2 separate regions of the Mus musculus genome follow, and region 2 is linked to region 1. The links are chromatin loops, found by intact Hi-C in ENCODE. Cell type or tissue: left cerebral cortex. All regions are shown on one strand. Links, peaks and the distances in the headings refer to the core of each region. The heading gives the core; the rest is flanking DNA. Region 1 holds the start of Fbxl14 (F-box and leucine-rich repeat protein 14). Region 2 holds the start of Wnk1 (WNK lysine deficient protein kinase 1).

What was found. Hi-C counts contacts between places; a loop is a spot of excess contacts. Peaks named below come from ENCODE experiments on the same cell type or tissue, not always from the same donor. Only the 100,000 strongest peaks of a DNase experiment are listed, where the experiment ranks them.
Region 2: a loop joins it to region 1, with 4 times the contacts of the local background. A loop is called at or near these places in 10 of 42 quality-filtered maps.

Annotation. Positions count from the first base shown.
Region 1 is chr6:119,478,340-119,486,643 of GRCm38, reverse strand. All of the region lies in intron 1 of Wnt5b (wingless-type MMTV integration site family, member 5B), which reads left to right. It overlaps Fbxl14 (F-box and leucine-rich repeat protein 14), which reads right to left and starts at 6,976. Exons shown (of 1, transcript NM_133940.3): 1 at 2,758-6,976. The coding sequence starts at 6,784. The coding sequence ends at 5,582. In left cerebral cortex, for the core only: a CTCF peak has its summit at 3,477 (motif pointing left); DNase peaks (open chromatin) are centred at 6,226, 6,416, 7,418, 7,637 and 6 more places; H3K4me3 peaks cover 4,848 bases; H3K27ac peaks cover 2,560 bases.
Region 2 is chr6:120,034,776-120,043,102 of GRCm38, reverse strand. Wnk1 (WNK lysine deficient protein kinase 1) reads left to right here and starts at 4,448. Exons shown (of 28, transcript NM_001199084.1): 1 at 4,448-6,229. The coding sequence starts at 5,471. In left cerebral cortex, for the core only: CTCF peaks have their summits at 3,294 (motif pointing left) and 5,948; DNase peaks (open chromatin) are centred at 4,322, 4,947, 5,653, 5,954 and 1 more place; H3K4me3 peaks cover 5,089 bases; H3K27ac peaks cover 3,044 bases.

The DNA of each region.
Region 1 (8,304 bases), core at 1-8,000:
CACCCCAACCCCCCTCGGCATATAAGGACACGTGGTGCTTGAGCCTTACACAATTCAAAAGTAGAAGAGCAATGAGCTAATCAGAACTGATGCCCAGGGCATGGTGGCTCATGTTATAATCCCAGCAAGGTCTGAGGCCAGCCTGGGCCATATGGTGAATTCCAGGTCAGTCTACGTTAGAGCGAGACCCTGGCTCAGAGAACAACAATAACTAAAAGCAAAACTTTCTTTCCTTGCTTGTAAAGTGAGTACACTCTCTGGGCTAACTTACGGCAGCCAAGATACTGGAAATTGCCGTTTTGTTGGCATAAGGGTTAAGTGGCTCCCTCAGATGCAGATGTACTGTGGCAGTAATGTCACCTCAATGGAAGACAGGGTTTGCAGAGTACCATACATGCTGGGTGGCTACAGGCAGTTCCACCTGGCAAGACCGAAGTGATCCCTGGCAAGGAGGAAGAGGCTGAAACTGATCATTTGGGAACACTTCCAGCACTGTTACAACCCAGAAATACAGGCCGTGCACTTACATCTCACCAGCTGTAAATTACGAAGTCGCCACAGATTTAAATGAGATTTCTTAGCTACTTTGTGAGATTTGCTTTAAAAAGAACTTACCATTTACTGTCGGAACAAGTACGCTGACAGAAATGAGCTGTGTGGCCCCTGCGTGAGCTTTGGTTTGAACGGAGCTGGCTTCCAACCCTGTCCTTTCCTCATTTCCAAAGTCTCACACCTTCTCCAGGGTTGGCAATGGCATAAAATATAGGTCTTTCCTTCCATCAGAGGATCGAATTAGCTCTCTAAAGGAGTGAGGTTTGATGCAGGAAGAGAGGGGATCCCACGACTTCTGGAGCTCCACCCACCTAGGCAGAGCAGAACCAGGATCAGAAGGCAGAGCCTCTTCCTTTCAGACCTGGGAAGGCAGCTGCCAGCTGCAGGAGGCCTTGGCTTTGTTCCAGAGATCTTATCTCTTAATGAAAGGGCTCTTGTTCCCTGAAAACCCAGTGGTCCCTAGGGGCTACAACTTTCTCCTCTGCCTTTGAAAACTTAAGTTCAAAGCTAGGCTTGGTGATGTCTGTACTTTCAGCACTAGGGAGGCTGAAGCAGGAGGGTAGCTTATTCAAGTTCCCAGGACATTGAGTTCCAGGCTAGCCAGGGCTACACAGAGAAACCCTGTCTCGAAAAACCAACCAAACAAACAAACAAAAATAAAACAAAACAAAACAAACAAAAAAACCCATAACGAGATCAACACCCTTCCAGGGAAGCCTCAGGGTTTGGAAGATAGATCATATCTATCATATCTAGTTGTCCTTTTTCTGTGGGGCTATGGGGTGGGTTCCTATGTAGCCCACCCAGGTTGGCTTCCAACTCAGTGAATAGCCAAGAATGGCCTTGAACTTCTGTTGCCCTGAGTATTAGAGGGAGGGGTGGCCGTTTATGTGATGCTGGGGAATGCATCTGAGCTGCACCCCTAGCTCCCACATCCTTAACTTTAAGAAGAAAACTACAATAAAAGAAACATGTATTTTTAATAAGATGTTTATTATAGATTTGAAATTTTTTTTTAAAAAAAAAAAATCCATTTGTTTTCTCTTTAATGGTCCTGGTCCCAACTTTCAGTGTTAGCAGATGTGAAGTGGGCAGTATCCTCCCTGCTGCCTCAAGTGGGGGACGTCCAGATGGACTTCCTGCTCTTCCTGCCTGCCGTGCCTGAGGGGCTCAGCAAGGGGGACAAGTTTACACCACCCCCTAGCAGGTAGCCAGAGGTCCACTGTGACCCTCGGACACTGTAGAAGCTGTCTGAACCCCATTTACAGTTGTATTTATAGACATTAAAGGAAAAGGCTACTGTTGGTGAGACCCCTGAAGAAGTCCTTTTCCAGGTGATTGGACTATAAGGTTTATGATGAATTCATACACACACACACACTACCCCAGTGGCTCTTTTCTCTCTCCTGTGAGACAAGAGTCTTGCTATGTAGCCCTGGTTTACCTTAAAGTAATCCTCTTGCCTTGGCCTCTGTTGGGGCATGAGCTTCCATTCCATGTCCAGCTTTTTCCATTTCTTGTCTCAGTGAATCCTGAGCCTCCAGCCTTCAAAGCCTCTCTCCTGCGACGTGGGCAAGGATCAACCCTTCCTGTACTGACCCGACCCCTACTGTCTTTGAAACAGAAGCTGTACAGGGTACACCCAGCTCCCACTCATTTCTTTGAGGGTCACATCACAGGAAACCAAGATAGAGTCAGCAACCAATCTTCCTGAGAAGGGGGTTAGATTGAATTGTGGCTCCCTCCCTGGTTAGGCGATAGGAGGCAGTTTATGCCCCACTGGAGAAACAGGGAGATGTTTCAGTAGATCGCTTGAAGGGTTAAAAACGTAAAGTACCATGCAAAGCCCACATGGGTTCCCAACGTGTATTCCTCCCCCCCCCCCCCCCGCCCCATTCAGAAAGAAACTAGGCCATGGACACTAAGACCCATGCCATGATCTTAACTTGCAAATACTAATTTATGACCCTTTAAAGACTTACTTTTATTATGTGAGACTTACATGTGTGCCTGTGCACCTGAGTGCAGGTGCCCACAGAGGCCCCTGGAGATGGGGTTACCTGAGACTGGGGGCGCTGGGAGCTCCACGTCAGCCTCCTGCAAGGGCAGCATGCACTCCCACCACCGAGCCGTCTCTCCAGCCCCTTAACCTTACACTTAACAATTAAAACTCAAACAAACAGAAACTGTTGCAGAGTACTGATCGTGGGATTATTTGCTTATCCGATGGAGACTGGTATCGCGGCGTGACTTACAGACCGGACCACAGCGGGACCCTGGGAGCTGGGTGAGATTCCTAGGAAGCAGGCCTGATTCAGACTGCTCTCCAGGATTCCTACTTTTTGTTGTTGCATGCTTTGTCTTTAGGGAATAGAAATCTGTATTGTCCCTAAAGAAAGGGAAGATAGATCTAGTGTGGGACTCAGAGCAGGTTTTGGTGACTTGAGAAAGGAACGGCACAGCTTTTCTGTTGTTCAGGCTTAAAGCTTAGAAAGTGTACAGGACCGTCACACCCTGCAACAACCTGGGTTCCAGCTGTCTGCCGGGAAAGATGGGTTGACCTAGGAAAGATGGGTTGACCTAGGAAACCTGGGTTTCTAGTGGAGAAAGTGACCTCAGAAACAAAGCCCACCAACGTGAACCCAGGGCTGCGACTCGCTCACTCCCGCCTCTGTCCCTCGGCTTACAGAAGTCACAGTGCTGCTTGTCTATGTAGGAGAACTATGCTAACATTGCTGGTATCCATCTATCCGCCCTTAATCCAGCCTGTACCCTTACCAATGGCTCAGTGGCCAGCCTGGGCACTAGAAGGGCTCCAAACGAAAGTGTGCCTTAACTTTGACCAGTCTAAGCCCCAGCAAAGGGTCTGCATGCAGGCAGGCCTGAAGGGGGATGTTAAAGAGCACTGCTGCCCCCTTCCGCTGGACCTGCACACACACAGGAGCACGCAGGACTGGGCCAGCCAGCTAGGACAGCACTTTCAACTTCCCCGGAACAATGGCTGGCTCCCTCTGCGTCTTACTGCGTGTCCCTCACTGTGCACCCAATGTGAGGACACCCCTCCTACTCTCGCATTTCCAGAGCTCAGGACCGGCTTCTTCACAGTTACCCTGGATCTCACCTCTACCACCACCATTCCCAAAAAGAAACTGGCCACTCTGACTCTTCCAAGTCTGGTCTCTTAAAAAAAAAAAAAAGTTTCATTTTCTTTCAGTTTCCATGTTGACAGTTTAAAACCAAAATTTATAGAACTCTCCAGTCTGATCACATTTCTAGAGACAGAACATTTGGATGTCAGTGGTAAATCTTACACAAAAGAAATTCTCAACCATAAACTTACAGCACATGAGCCAGCTGAACTCCACCTTAGTTCCAGTTTCTGTGCACTCCTAACACCTCCCACCTGAGCATGTACCCGACACACAATGCCTTAAAAATAATTCACAGATACAAGGGGGGGATTTTGTGCTTTTTTTTTCAAAAACATACTTCATATTTCCTCTTTTATTATATAAATATCAGTTTAACCTTTTGCTGTAAGAATATAAACGTTTTAAGAGGATCTTTGTTATTTATACAAATTCACAAACAGTACAATTAATTGATAAAGGTCTCTGGGTTTCTCCATGGTCTCTCATGTTGCTGTGGAGGACTCTAAAAAAATAAACAAACAAAATATCCAACAAAAATATACATCCTACTCAAAAGCGATTTGTTTTAAAGCCACAGTCCCAACCCCCCACCAAAATAAAGTCATCTATTCCTCCATTTAGAAACAAAAGTTTTCAAACCCACAAGCTCCCGTTTCGAGAACAGAACTCAGACAGGACATGAAGTTCAGCCTCCTCCCTTCATTCACATAGCCTCAGGCTCTCTGCTGACACGGCTCACTCCCCGACAGGACGGGAAGCCTCACTAGCTAACAGCCTCACTAGCTAACCTCTCGGTGGGAAGACTTGCAAGAGGGTTGGGGTGGGGCATAATTTGCATATATAATACTCCTCTTCAAGACTCAAATCTGCATCTCAAACAAACAAACAAAAAGGAAATTCTGCTCTCATTTCTCCCATACATTTGTGCTATAAATTAAATCAATATAGAAACATGGTTGGGTCATCAAAGCCCAATAGACTGGGGGTGGGGTGGGGGGTGGGGTCGTAGCCAGGATGCGGAAGTGGGGCACATTGGGTACAGGGAGGTTGGGAAGAAGCCAAAACCAAAAACAGATACAAACCCAGTGGGCATCTTTCCAGTCTAGGCACAAAAATGTTTCAATCTCAAAATATCTCTCTTGTAGAATTCCAGGGCTTAAGAGAAAAAAGTAAACTAAAACGAGGTAGCCAGACATATATATATATACATACACACACACACACACACATATATATATATATATATATATGAGAATATACTCAGCAGAAAGAAAAAAGAACAATGATTTCAAATTTCTTTGAAAACTAAAAAGGAAGCAGATAAAAAACAAAACAAAAAAACAGAACAAGAACAAAACCAGAACCGAAGTGAGTTGCAGATACCAAAGGGGCAGCGATGAGAGGAGACTGGCTACAAAGTGGATGAGAAGGCTGTTCAAGTCGGGCTTGCTTTCTACACGTTTGGAATTAAAAGCCAGATCACAGTATCCAAATGAAAGTGTAAGTGAAGGCAGGCATCTTTCCTCAACTCCTCGGGGTTGAAACGACTAGTCCCTCCCCGCCCCCACCCCATTTCCAAATGCAGTGCCCCAGGATACAGTTGTCGGTGGCTGAAAGTCTCCATACCCTGCAGAAGAGTGGGCAGAGAAACAGCAGGGTCCATCTCTCCCCTCACTGGGAAAGGAGAGTGGGTAGAGGGAGCAGAACAACTCCAGACGCAGTGGAGAGGGGCGCCAGACTAGGAGAAGAGAGCCCAGGCTTCCGTCATCGCCCCACCGCGGCCACTGCCCTGAACGTGTAAGTGCGCGCGTGAGTGTGCGGAACAGTGGTGGTCCTGGGATGAACAGGGCGGGGCGGGGGAACTGGAACTGCCGCCCTCACCTGACCTTCTCACTGTCCGTCATCTGCCAAAGTCCCAGGTTAAGTACCTTGAGGCAGGGCAGCTGCGTGATGCGCTCCAGGCCGCGCTTGGTGATCCTGGTGCAGCCGTACAGATCTATGCCCGTGAGCTGGCTCAGGTGCTCAGCGATCAGCTCCAGGCCCTTGTCCGTGATGCGCACACACTGTCCAATGTTGAGCGTGCGCAGCCCGTGCATCTGCCGCACCATGCGGTTGATGCCATCGTCACTGATATGGCAAGAGCAAAGGGAGAGGGACTTGAGGCCGTCCAGTCCCTGGGCTATGTACGCCAGACTCTGATCTCCCACCTTGTCACAGAACGACACATCCAGACCGGAAAGGCGCAGGCTGCCCATGGCCAGATGCATGATGCCGGTGTCGCTGATGTTGTCGCAGGAGCGCAGGTTCAGGCTGCGCAGGCTGCCCATGTGCGACAGGTGCAGAAGGCCCGCGTCCGAGATGCCGCCGCAGAAGCTGAGGTTGAGGAGCCGGAGGCCCGTCAGCCCTCGCGAGATGTGCTTCAGGGAAAGATCCGTGAGTTTCTGGCAGTCCTGAAGAGTGAGCTGCTCCAGGCCCAGGCAGCCCTCGGCAGCGCTGCGCGTCATGCCGGCCAGGTGCCCGATGCCCACATCCGAGAGGTGGCGACAGCTGCGGAGATTAAGGCTCTTGAGGCGCTGCAGCCCCCAGGCAATGAGCAGAAGGCCGGTGTTGGTGATGTTGCTGCAGCCCCCCAGCTCCAGCACCTCCAGGCCCTTGAGGTACTGGGCTATGCGGCCCAGGCTGCTGTCGGTGATCTGCTTGCAAAGGCTCAAGTTGAGAGCGCGCAGCGAGCCGATCTCCTGCACGAACGCGTGGCCCAGGCCGTTGTCGGTGAGGTTGTAGCAGCCGCTGAGGTTGAGGCTCTCGATGTTCGCCATGCCCTGGATCACGTAGCTGAGGCTGCGGCGGAGGCTGAGGATCTGCACGCGGCGGATGCCCCGGGCCTGCAGGCTGGGGAACAGCGACGGGTTCGCCCGGCGCAGGTGCAGCTTGGCCTCCACGCCCCGCCACACCGACTTGTGGTAGGCGGCGTCCCGCCAGGCCGTGCACACCTGCGCCGCGCGACCCTTGTCTCGGACGTCCAAGTAGCCGAAGATCATGGCCAGCAGCTCGGGGAACAGGCACGAGATGTGGGTCTCCATCTTCCTCCCGCCGCTACGCCGCGCCGGGTGCAGGAGGCGCGGGCGCCGCCGCCGCCCCGGGAGGCGCCGAGAGCGGCCCGCCGCGGGCCAACGGCCGCCCCTCCCCGCCTTCCGGCCGGGCCGCCGCTCCTCCTCCCGGCGCGTCCGAGCGGCGCTTCCTTCCTGCCGCCCTTCCCGCCCCCGCGCGGCCGCTCGGGCCTCACATCCCGGCCGGGGCGGGCGCCGCGTCCGCGCCCGCGCGCCGCCCCGCGCCCTGCGGCATCCCGCGCCCGGCCGCGTCGCTGCTGCGCGCGCCGGCGAGGCCCGGGCCGGGCGCTCGGGCTGCGGACGGCTTCCTGCTGCCTTTGTCTGCCGTCCGCGGTTCAAACTGCCCAGCCCCGGGCTGCTCGCACTCGGCCGCTGCGCGGGGGGACTCTGGGGCCGCCGCGCGCCGCTCCTCCCCCGCCTAAGTCGCGCGGGTCCGATTCACGGCCGCGGGCGGCGGGACGCGGCGAACTCACCGGCGTGATCGGGCCTGCGCCCTAGGAGCCGGCCAGCCGCGCTGCGCCCTCCGCGTCCTCCGCGCCGGCTCCCCCGCTCAGTGGTACGCGCCCGCGCCGCCGGAACTGGTGGAGCCGTTTCCTTGGAAACCGGGCTCTGCCCTCGGCCGCGGAGGCTTAACCCCATGCGCGCCGGGATGGCTGGCGGCCTCGCCGCACCGTGCAGCCCTAAAGAGCGCCCGATGGCCCACGGGCTGCTCCCCTCGGTGTCCACGCTTACTCCACGCCCTCTCCCGCCCGCATACTTCATCCTCTCTTGCCCGCATATTCCATCCCCTCTAGCCCGCGTTACTTCTCAGAGCGCCTTTAACCATCTCACCACACCCACTGCCCCAGTCGGGCGGCCTTCCCACCATTCCTTTCTCTTTAGTAGTGAGTCTTAATTTGGTGGAGAAAGTGGCTTTTAGTCAGCATAGTTTGACAGCTCTCGTTCTAGAAATTTCTGGAAGTTGTCCAGTGTGCCTGCCTTCCACAATCTTGTTGTTTCCATACACCCATGTGAGTTCCTTTCCCTTTCAACTTTGTGTCAAAACTTCCCACTGCTTCTGCCCCTGCCTTGCGCTCTAACCTACACCAGGTTTTGTCTTTTTCCTCGGCCACTTAGACTGTAGATTGCACGGCCCAGCTGTACGGATACCTAATACATCTGTATGTGCTGACACACATACACTCTTTGGTCTGGTTAAAGATGCTCCAGCCTTATGCTTTATGTATATTTTATGAATCTAGGGCAGAGCTCAACTCTATACAGTGTAGCCTCGGGTCTTAAATATCTGCATGAAGGATAGGATTTCAGAATTGTATTTTTATGACCCCTGAAGCCAAGAGTTTTTAGTTCAGAGAAAAGGAACCTGAGAATCTTAAATAAGTTACAAGTTCACACATCTAGATACAAAACAACCTGACTTAGCTGTTTCCTTGACTCTTTGGGAACCTGAACAAGACATCATCATCATTATTATTATTAATACATTGTATTTC
Region 2 (8,327 bases), core at 125-8,124, 560 kb before region 1:
TTTTTAAATGCCCTTGAGCTGACCCAAGCCTGACAAACAAAGTAATCACCATTACAGAGAAGGGGTGAAGGGGTCCTATGGACCAATTTCACCCTCTGCAAGGAGTAACCACTTCCCCTTTCCTCCTTCCTCTAAGCTGCTTCTCATTTGTCCTCCTAACTAGATACTCCTGCAAGACTAGAAGCTGCTCTTAGGAGCCTTGGGAGTGGACTTGACACCTCTGATTCATAATAACTTAACCCTGTGGAATTTGACTAATATCTCTCAGCTGTCATTCATTCATCTCTCCTCATGGCTTTGTCTGTTAACTCAGCTTAGTTGCAAAAAGGGAAATTCCCACTCCTAGTCGGGTGGAGGTTCCTCTGTAGACCATGCACCATCCTGTATATCACATTAGCTTCTTAAATTTCACAATAACCAAAGGTATATTACACCTGCTTTTTTTTTTCTCTTTCTGAACACACAGAACACCAGAGGTCAATCAAAGAGTTATTTAATTTGTTTATTTAATCTGCATGTGTGTGTGTTTGCCGTACTAGGGATCTGACACAAGAAGGCCATACGCACGGCAGCATGCGTTCGGCCACTGAGCTGCATTCCCAATCCATAATTTAGTTCTCTGAGAAGTGTAACCTCCTCTTCTACAGAAGTTAAATCAGCTTAGTGTACTTGGGCATGTGAAGCAGTGGCTTTGGATAATCCTAATGTTGCCAGTGTTAGTATTGGTAGAGTTTTGTTTTAGTAATGATCAGCTTGGTTTTCTTCCTAAATGCTCTACAGTCTTAGCTATCCTAATGCGATGTGTGGGTCAGAAAAAGCTTCTGAAATTGGCATGGTCTATGAACAACTACTCAACAGCCTTGTTGTTTCATTGATTAATTGATCCACTAATTAATTAAAGAGGGTCTTCGGTGCTCATAGATGTCAGAAGAGGGCATTGGGGGCCCTGGAGCTGGAGTTACAGACAGTTGTGAGCCACCATGCGAGTGCTGGGAATCAAACTAGGGTCCATTGGAAGAGCAATCAATGCTCTTAACCTCTGAGCCATCTCTCCACATTAATCTGTTTACTCCTTAGGGTTTTGCTTATAAAGTGAAGATTAAAAAGCTTACTTCCTGTGAAGTAGTTACGAAGTTCAGATAGGCCTGTTTGTGTAAAGATCTTGACATATAAGTAACTGTCTGATCAATGGTAGACATTATTTTACAGAACAAAGTGAGTGAAGACTGAAAAAAAAAAAAGGAAACGTGCTGACCTCTTTTTAAACGTTTCTGACAAGTTAATATTAATTGTATAGCAAGACTTCTCTATGTGAAGTTTATCTAGATACACTGAGTCAAGGAATCATAAATAAAACCAAATCATTTTAGAAGGTGATCTATGACACAGAGGTGAAAATAAGGGATAATGAAATTTGAGGGAAGAGGAGATTATTTCTAGATAAAGAAGTCAGAGGGGTTTCTTGACTGACATTCATACTTGAAGTTGAGATCCATACTATCCAGCATTCAACCTGTACATAGTGAGCTTTTGTAAAACAGTAAACACAAGCGAGAGCTTAAAAGAAGGCCAAGCACAGTTGGGAATGACAGGAATGAAACAAAACTCATTCACACGCAAGTCAAAGGAACATGGAAAAGGAGGGAAAAAAAAGAAAAAAGAAAAAAAAAAAAAAAAAGGGAAAGAGGCCCTCCATAAGCCACATCCAGGAAGCTACCGGGAACTGTACCATACTCTAGATCAAGTATGTGTTCAGTTCATTTCAGCCACTGTCTACCTTAAAGCTGTTGCCGACTTTTATTGCCTGTAAGTTATCAATGGGAAGAGAGAAGCATGAATCAACACACTGAAGAAGAAAAACAGATTTGCATTCTTGGTCACCCAAATGCCAGTGCTTCAGATGTTCATTCTGAGTGCATTTGTGTATACTAAGCTCTTCCACACACTTCTTTCTTCCTTTCTTTCTTTCTTTCTTTCTTTCTTTCTTTCTTTCTTTCTTTCTTGGCTTTTTTAAGACAGGGTTTCTCTGTATAACCCTGGCTGTCCGTTCCACACACTTCTATTTAGTCTCTTGCTGGTTTGTGTGGACGGGAGAGAACTTGAAAACAAACTCCAGAGAAAGGGAAAGTATGATCTGGAATTATAGTCAAGAATAACAGGGAACTTAGTACGGATTTAATCATTATAAAGAGAGATGAACATGTGAGCGTAGTAAATCTCCATACTATAGTTCAACCTTTAAGTCTAACCGTCCCACACAGCGACGATACTCACCATTGTATCTGTTTTCCTAGTAAAGCTAAGTAGGAAAAGTTGTCATGTGGATAAGTGTGGTTTTTAAAGTCAATGATTAGTAGGTTATTTATAATGACTAGGTATTCTTGCTTGAAATGATGTGTTGACAGGTCATGGCTATATTATATATATTAAGGAAGTTGTGCCCATTGTCATGTGACCAAAGTTGCAGGGTTTAGTAAATAAGAATAAGCAACAACGATAAAATTGTTTCAGAACCACCTGGACAGAAATATCCTAATTTCTTTTTATAGAAACAAACATACAATAAATAAAAAAAAAACTGTGATTTACTGGTCTTTTAAAAACCCACCACTGTATAATTAAGTTTCTTTGTGTTATAAACAAAGTTTTCTCTGGTAAAGCAACTTTGAGAAAATTATAATCAACAGTCTTAAGAAGTACAAGAAAAATGCACTTCATAGTTACTTCTTCATTTGCTGACATTAGATTTATCACTGGAGATAAACCACTAATTAAATGTACTAAAACAGACTTACCATTAATAAAGTGAACTAATGATTTTCTAAAACAGTAGAGCACTAATATTTCAGTATTCTTCCTGCCCCTTCTGCACTTGTATTTCAAACTGTTCACAACCTGCCTTCTTTATTAAATCTAACAGCCATAGGGTTCAAACAAACACTAAAACTTACATGGTAGATTTCGGCAAGAAAAAAAAAAAGGAAACGTGCTGACTTCTTTTTAAACGTTTCTGATAAGTTAATATTAATTGTATAGCAAGACTTCTCTATGCGAAGTTTATCTAGATACACTGAGTCAAGGAATCTTCCGTTTAGCCGCTTCCAAATCACTCAGAGATCCTCTCATATAGTCTTGGACAAGGAAAACGCGCTTCAGAGCTCGCTCCAGTCCTGGGCTGCGACTGCAGCGTATTCACGCTCGGGTGCGGTTGCGTACGTTTAAGCGCTTCCCGCTCTCACCGGTTGGGTTAAGACTTGTAACTGCCATCTGGCTCATAAATTTGGTTTCCTACTCTGTCTGGTGCCCCCTGGTGCTCATCACAACTATAATCTTACGTAGTAGCAAAGGTGGTCCAGGAAGCACTAAAGATATTTTGAAGAGAAGAATTCCATTACTGTAAACTGCACGGATCTAGGTTTCCGGAGATCCGCGCCTTGGTATAAATTACATATGTGTACATATGCAAGTGTAGTACAGAAAGGGGATGTTTTACTGAGCCACCGAGGCAGGGTATAAGAAAACAAAAGGAAAATAATTTTTACTCAAATATAGAGGCAAAAGTCAACTATGTCCTCTCAAGTTTGTAATCAAAGATTAAAGATGTAGAATATCTTCGAACTCGACCTCCTCCCATGCTTGTCACCCGCCTCTCCCCGCCCCCTACACCTCCCGTTCCCGTTAAGTTTCCGGCAAAGCAAAGAGGTTCGCTCTGATCCTGGGTTTTATTTAGTAGGCAGCCCATCTTTGCAGCCAAAGTACTTGTTTGGAAACTGGAGATGAGCATGCGGCTTTAGTTGTTGTGAAGAAGAGAAGGATGGAATATATTTTGTTTACCCTCACCCATCTAATCAACAGTGATGGTATGTGCACTCTTCACAAAGTTTTCTGGGAGTCTTCGAATTCAGGCTCAGGTTATTCAGCTTTACCTCCTTCTCCACTCCCACACCCCTAGTCACAACACTAAGGAGGCTCTCCATTAAAGACGAACAACATCATTTTTCATTGCATGGCAGCTCTACGAGCTATCTAAGCAGAACATGACGGAAGTCTCTCATTCTCTCCTTTCTTTTCTTCTCCTTTCTTCTCTTCTTTTGCAATTGATTCCTAAATAATGATTTTGATAGCGAGCACTGAGTTTGGAACGGAATTGAGCGACCCACGATGACGCTCCCATCAGGCTTTCAGATGGGGCGGTTTTCAAAAAAAGGAACTACAATTCCCAGGAGGCACCAGGCTAGAGCAATCGCAGGGCATCACGGAAGTAGTAGGCGCGTTCCTCCCGGGTTCCTTTCACGGTTTTCACCGCGAAACTACAAATCCCATCGTGCCTCGAGCTCGGCACGCCTGCGCGAGAGCCCCCCGAGCGCGATGTGGGCGGGGCCGCCCCGGGCGGCGGGGGGCGGGGTCCAAGCGGGCTGTGTGGAGGCTTCAGACATCGGCGCCATTTAAAGCGGAGAGTTTTCCCGGGCGGACGCGCTCCTTCTGCTCGGCTATTCCGTACTCCCTTCTTCGCTGACAGAAGGCGCCTAGTGGGGTGACTGCTCTTTTTCTCTCCCTCTCCCCCTCCTCCCAGTTCTTTCGGTCTCCTCTCCTCCTGGCCAGAGAAGTAGCGGAGCCCGGGCCCCGCGGTGAGCGGCCCTCCCCTCCCCACAGTTCCCTCCCTCCTCTGCCCCCGGCGCCGGCCAGAGAGGGGAAGAGGTTCGCCAGGCCCGGGGCGGGCGGGGAGGCCTCGGGGACGGGGGGGGCCGCTCCTCAGGCTTCGAGGCTTCGAGGCTTCGGCCCTCAGCATCTAGTGATGGGCGCCCTCTGAGACTGGTCCCCTCTCCGGGGCGCGTGCTGCCTGAGGCGGCGGCCGAGCGAGCGAGCGAGCGAGCGAGCGACCGGGAACCCGGGCCGCGGCCCTCCTTCCCCTGCGCGGCCCCTCCCACTCCTGTGCCCCGGGCTGCCACCGCCCGGCGTCGGGGCTCGTCCCTCGCGCGCTGTGCCTCCGCCCTCAGGGCCTATCCCGCCGTGCTCGGCGGGCGGGCGGCGACGGCGGCAGCGGCAGCGGAGGGAGCTTAGCCGTCTTCACTTGGGTCGCATCCTCTCGCCCAGGAGCCAATTCCGCGCCCTGCTCCTCATGACTGCGGCGCTTCTGCTGCCCCAGCCCTACCGGCCTCCGCTCGCTGCAGGATGGATGCGGACTGTGCGGCGCTAACCCCCGTGGCTCCGCTCCCTCCTAGCCCGCCGACGAGCCCGCCCCGTGAGCCGCAGCAGCTTCGGTGCCAGCAGCAGCAGCCGCCGCAGCAGCCGGACTCAGTGTCCCGCGTCGCCCTCGGGGCGCCTTGTCAGTGCTGAGTGGGAGTCGTCCGGTGGTTCGGAGCCCGCCGTAGGAGCGCTGCCCAGCACTTCTTGGTGGCTTCTCCGGGTCACCCTTTTCCCTTTTCATTCATAAATCCGAGCCCGCATTCTTCACTCCATCGGACCGACCATGTCTGACGGTGCCGCCGAGAAGCAAAGCGGCACTCCGGGCTTCCTTACGCCTCCGGCGCCCGTCCCCAAGAATGGCTCAAGCTCCGATTCTTCCGTGGGCGAGAAACTGGGGGCTACGGTCGCCGACTCGGGAGTTGGCAGGACGGAGGAATATCGGCGCCGCCGGCACACTATGGACAAGGACAGTCGTGGGGCGGCCGCCACCACCACCCCCACGGAGCACCGATTCTTCCGCCGAAGCGTCATCTGCGACTCCAATGCCACCGCGTTGGAGCTGCCGGGCCTCCCTCTCTCTATCCCGCAACCTAGTGTACCTGCAGTGGTGCCCCAGAGTGCTCCACCCGAACCTCACAGAGAGGAAACTTTGACCGCCACCGTTGCTTCCCAGGTGTCTCAGCAACCCTCGGCTGCTGCCTCCCCTGGGGAACAAGCCGTTGTAGGCTCGGCCACCACGACCGTCCCCAGCAGTACCAGCAAAGACCGCCCGGTGTCCCAGCCCAGCCTCGTGGGGAGCAAAGAGGAGCCACCGCCGTCCAGAAGTGGAAGTGGCAGTGGTGGCGCCAGCGCCAAAGAGGCGCAGGAGGATAGGAGCCAGCAACAGGATGATATCGAAGAGCTGGAGACCAAGGCAGTGGGAATGTCCAATGACGGTCGCTTTCTCAAATTTGACATCGAAATCGGCAGAGGCTCCTTTAAGACAGTCTACAAAGGTCTGGACACCGAAACCACTGTGGAAGTCGCCTGGTGTGAATTGCAGGTAATGCCCCACCCCCTTTTTTCTTATTCGGTCGTTTGGATCCCAAATTTGGCTCTGTTAAGCCAGTTTGTCGAGTTCACTCTTTACTTGTAATTCTCTGACTCTGAGAGGGCGGGAAGACTAGTGTCCAAAGAGGTTGAAATTGGGAGATTGTGGAGCTTGTAGTTAGTTAGGTGTTTGGAAAAGATAGGAACTATTGGTGTCAAGAAGGATTGTTATCAGCCAGGGGTAAAAAGAGTCATTTAAGTACAAACTTGTGTGTTTAATGTCAGGCAGGAGACATGGAATTATTGGAAAAGGGTTTCCCTTCGTGTTGGGGATCGAAGAAGTGGGGCCTGGACAAGTGCTTTCCCACTGAGCTAAATATATCCTCAGCCTTTGGGAATTTTTTTTTTTTCTTTTGCTTTAAGTAAATATCAAACCTTTTTTTCCTGTACACTTCATTCTCTTCTAAGCCTCTGCAATAATGAACTGCCTTGTGTGTTTCCATCTCTAAAATCTGATTGTTAGACAAGACCCTGTACTTTTAAGGAACAACTTTCTTGATAGCAGAATATCATAGCATAGTAGCTAATAAAGGCATGCCTGGAAATCCCAACTACTTACTCTATTGGTCGAGGCAGGAGAGCCTCAAGTTCAAGGCCAGTCTGGCCTGGGTAGTGAGACACTGTCTTTTTTGTTTTGTTTTGTTTTGGTTTTTTCGAGACAGGATTTTGTATAGCCCTGGCTGTCCTGGAACTCATTCTGTAGACCAGGCTGGCCTCGAACTCAGAAATTCACCTGCCTCTGCCTCCCAAGTGCTGGGATTAAAGTCTTGCACCACCATCAAAACAACCACCCAGTCCCTGATTCCCAACTCTCTTTCCCTTTAAGTGCTTTCAGAGTAGGAAGGTACAGTATATACCTACCAATATAACCACCTACAGGTGCTTAAGCCTTATGGCTAGCTGTGATCTGACACTGTTCATTAGTCTGTCTTCATCCTATTCAGTCCATAGTGAATAGTAAAAGTCCATGCAAAATTGTATAAGTGCTTTGAAAGTTGTGATAATACCATCATTGTTGTAATATCTTATAAAAGACTTTTTGTGAGTGTCCCAAAGTATAGCCCAGACTGTCCTGAATTTGTTGATCCCTCTGCCTCAGCCTCCAGAGTATTAGAATTATAAGTTAATGCCACTATGCCAGGGATATAAAAGATTTTTAAATGAAACTTCCCAAGAGTCCGAGGGATTACAGTGCTTTCTTCCTTCCTTCCTTTTTTTTTTTAATCTCAGGGAAATTTTCAGGTTATAAATAAAGTGCAGGTATATGCTAGATTAGTTTGGACTACTAATTGCTTGAATTATAGCAATAAATAAATGTTATTATATTTATTATATAAATTTATATTTATATAAATAATATAATATAATATAATATAATATAATATATATTATAGCGATAAATAAATGTTATTATAAAGCATCTATATAAATATTGGTTTGTTAGCACTTGTTCACATCCAGAAATGAGCATGTATTTGTGGTGGAAGCAGAATTTCAGCTACATCATAGATGAAAGTGCCACTACTGATTTCTTGTCAAGAAAATGGACCAAACTGAAATAGGATTGGAAAGTAACTGAAATAATCTCAGAACTTGATTTACCCAAGAATTAATAAACAGCTTGGTTTCCAAATGTCCCAAGGTCATTTGAAATGTGAAAGGAATAATGTTTGGAATTTGCTTCTATGTGGTGGTGCATGCCTTTAATCCCGACACTCGGGAGGCAGAGGCAGGCGGATTTCTGAGTTGGAGGCCAGCCTGGTCTACAAAGTGAGTTCTAGGACAGCCAGGATTATACAGAGAAACCCTGTCTCAGAAAAAAAAAAAAATGGAGTTTGCTTCTAAATATCTAGTGAAGGTGAGCAATTACCCAGCTTCAACAATTATCAGCATATGATTGTTCACTTAAAGATAGTCGATTAAGCTTTCTCTTCCACTTCTCTATATGCTTGAAATTTATTTTCACCATTGGAAATGAGTGTTCGTTTTGTTTTTATTTTAAAAATGTGAAAGAACGTTAACTCAGCATGTGGAAGCAAACATGAAACTGG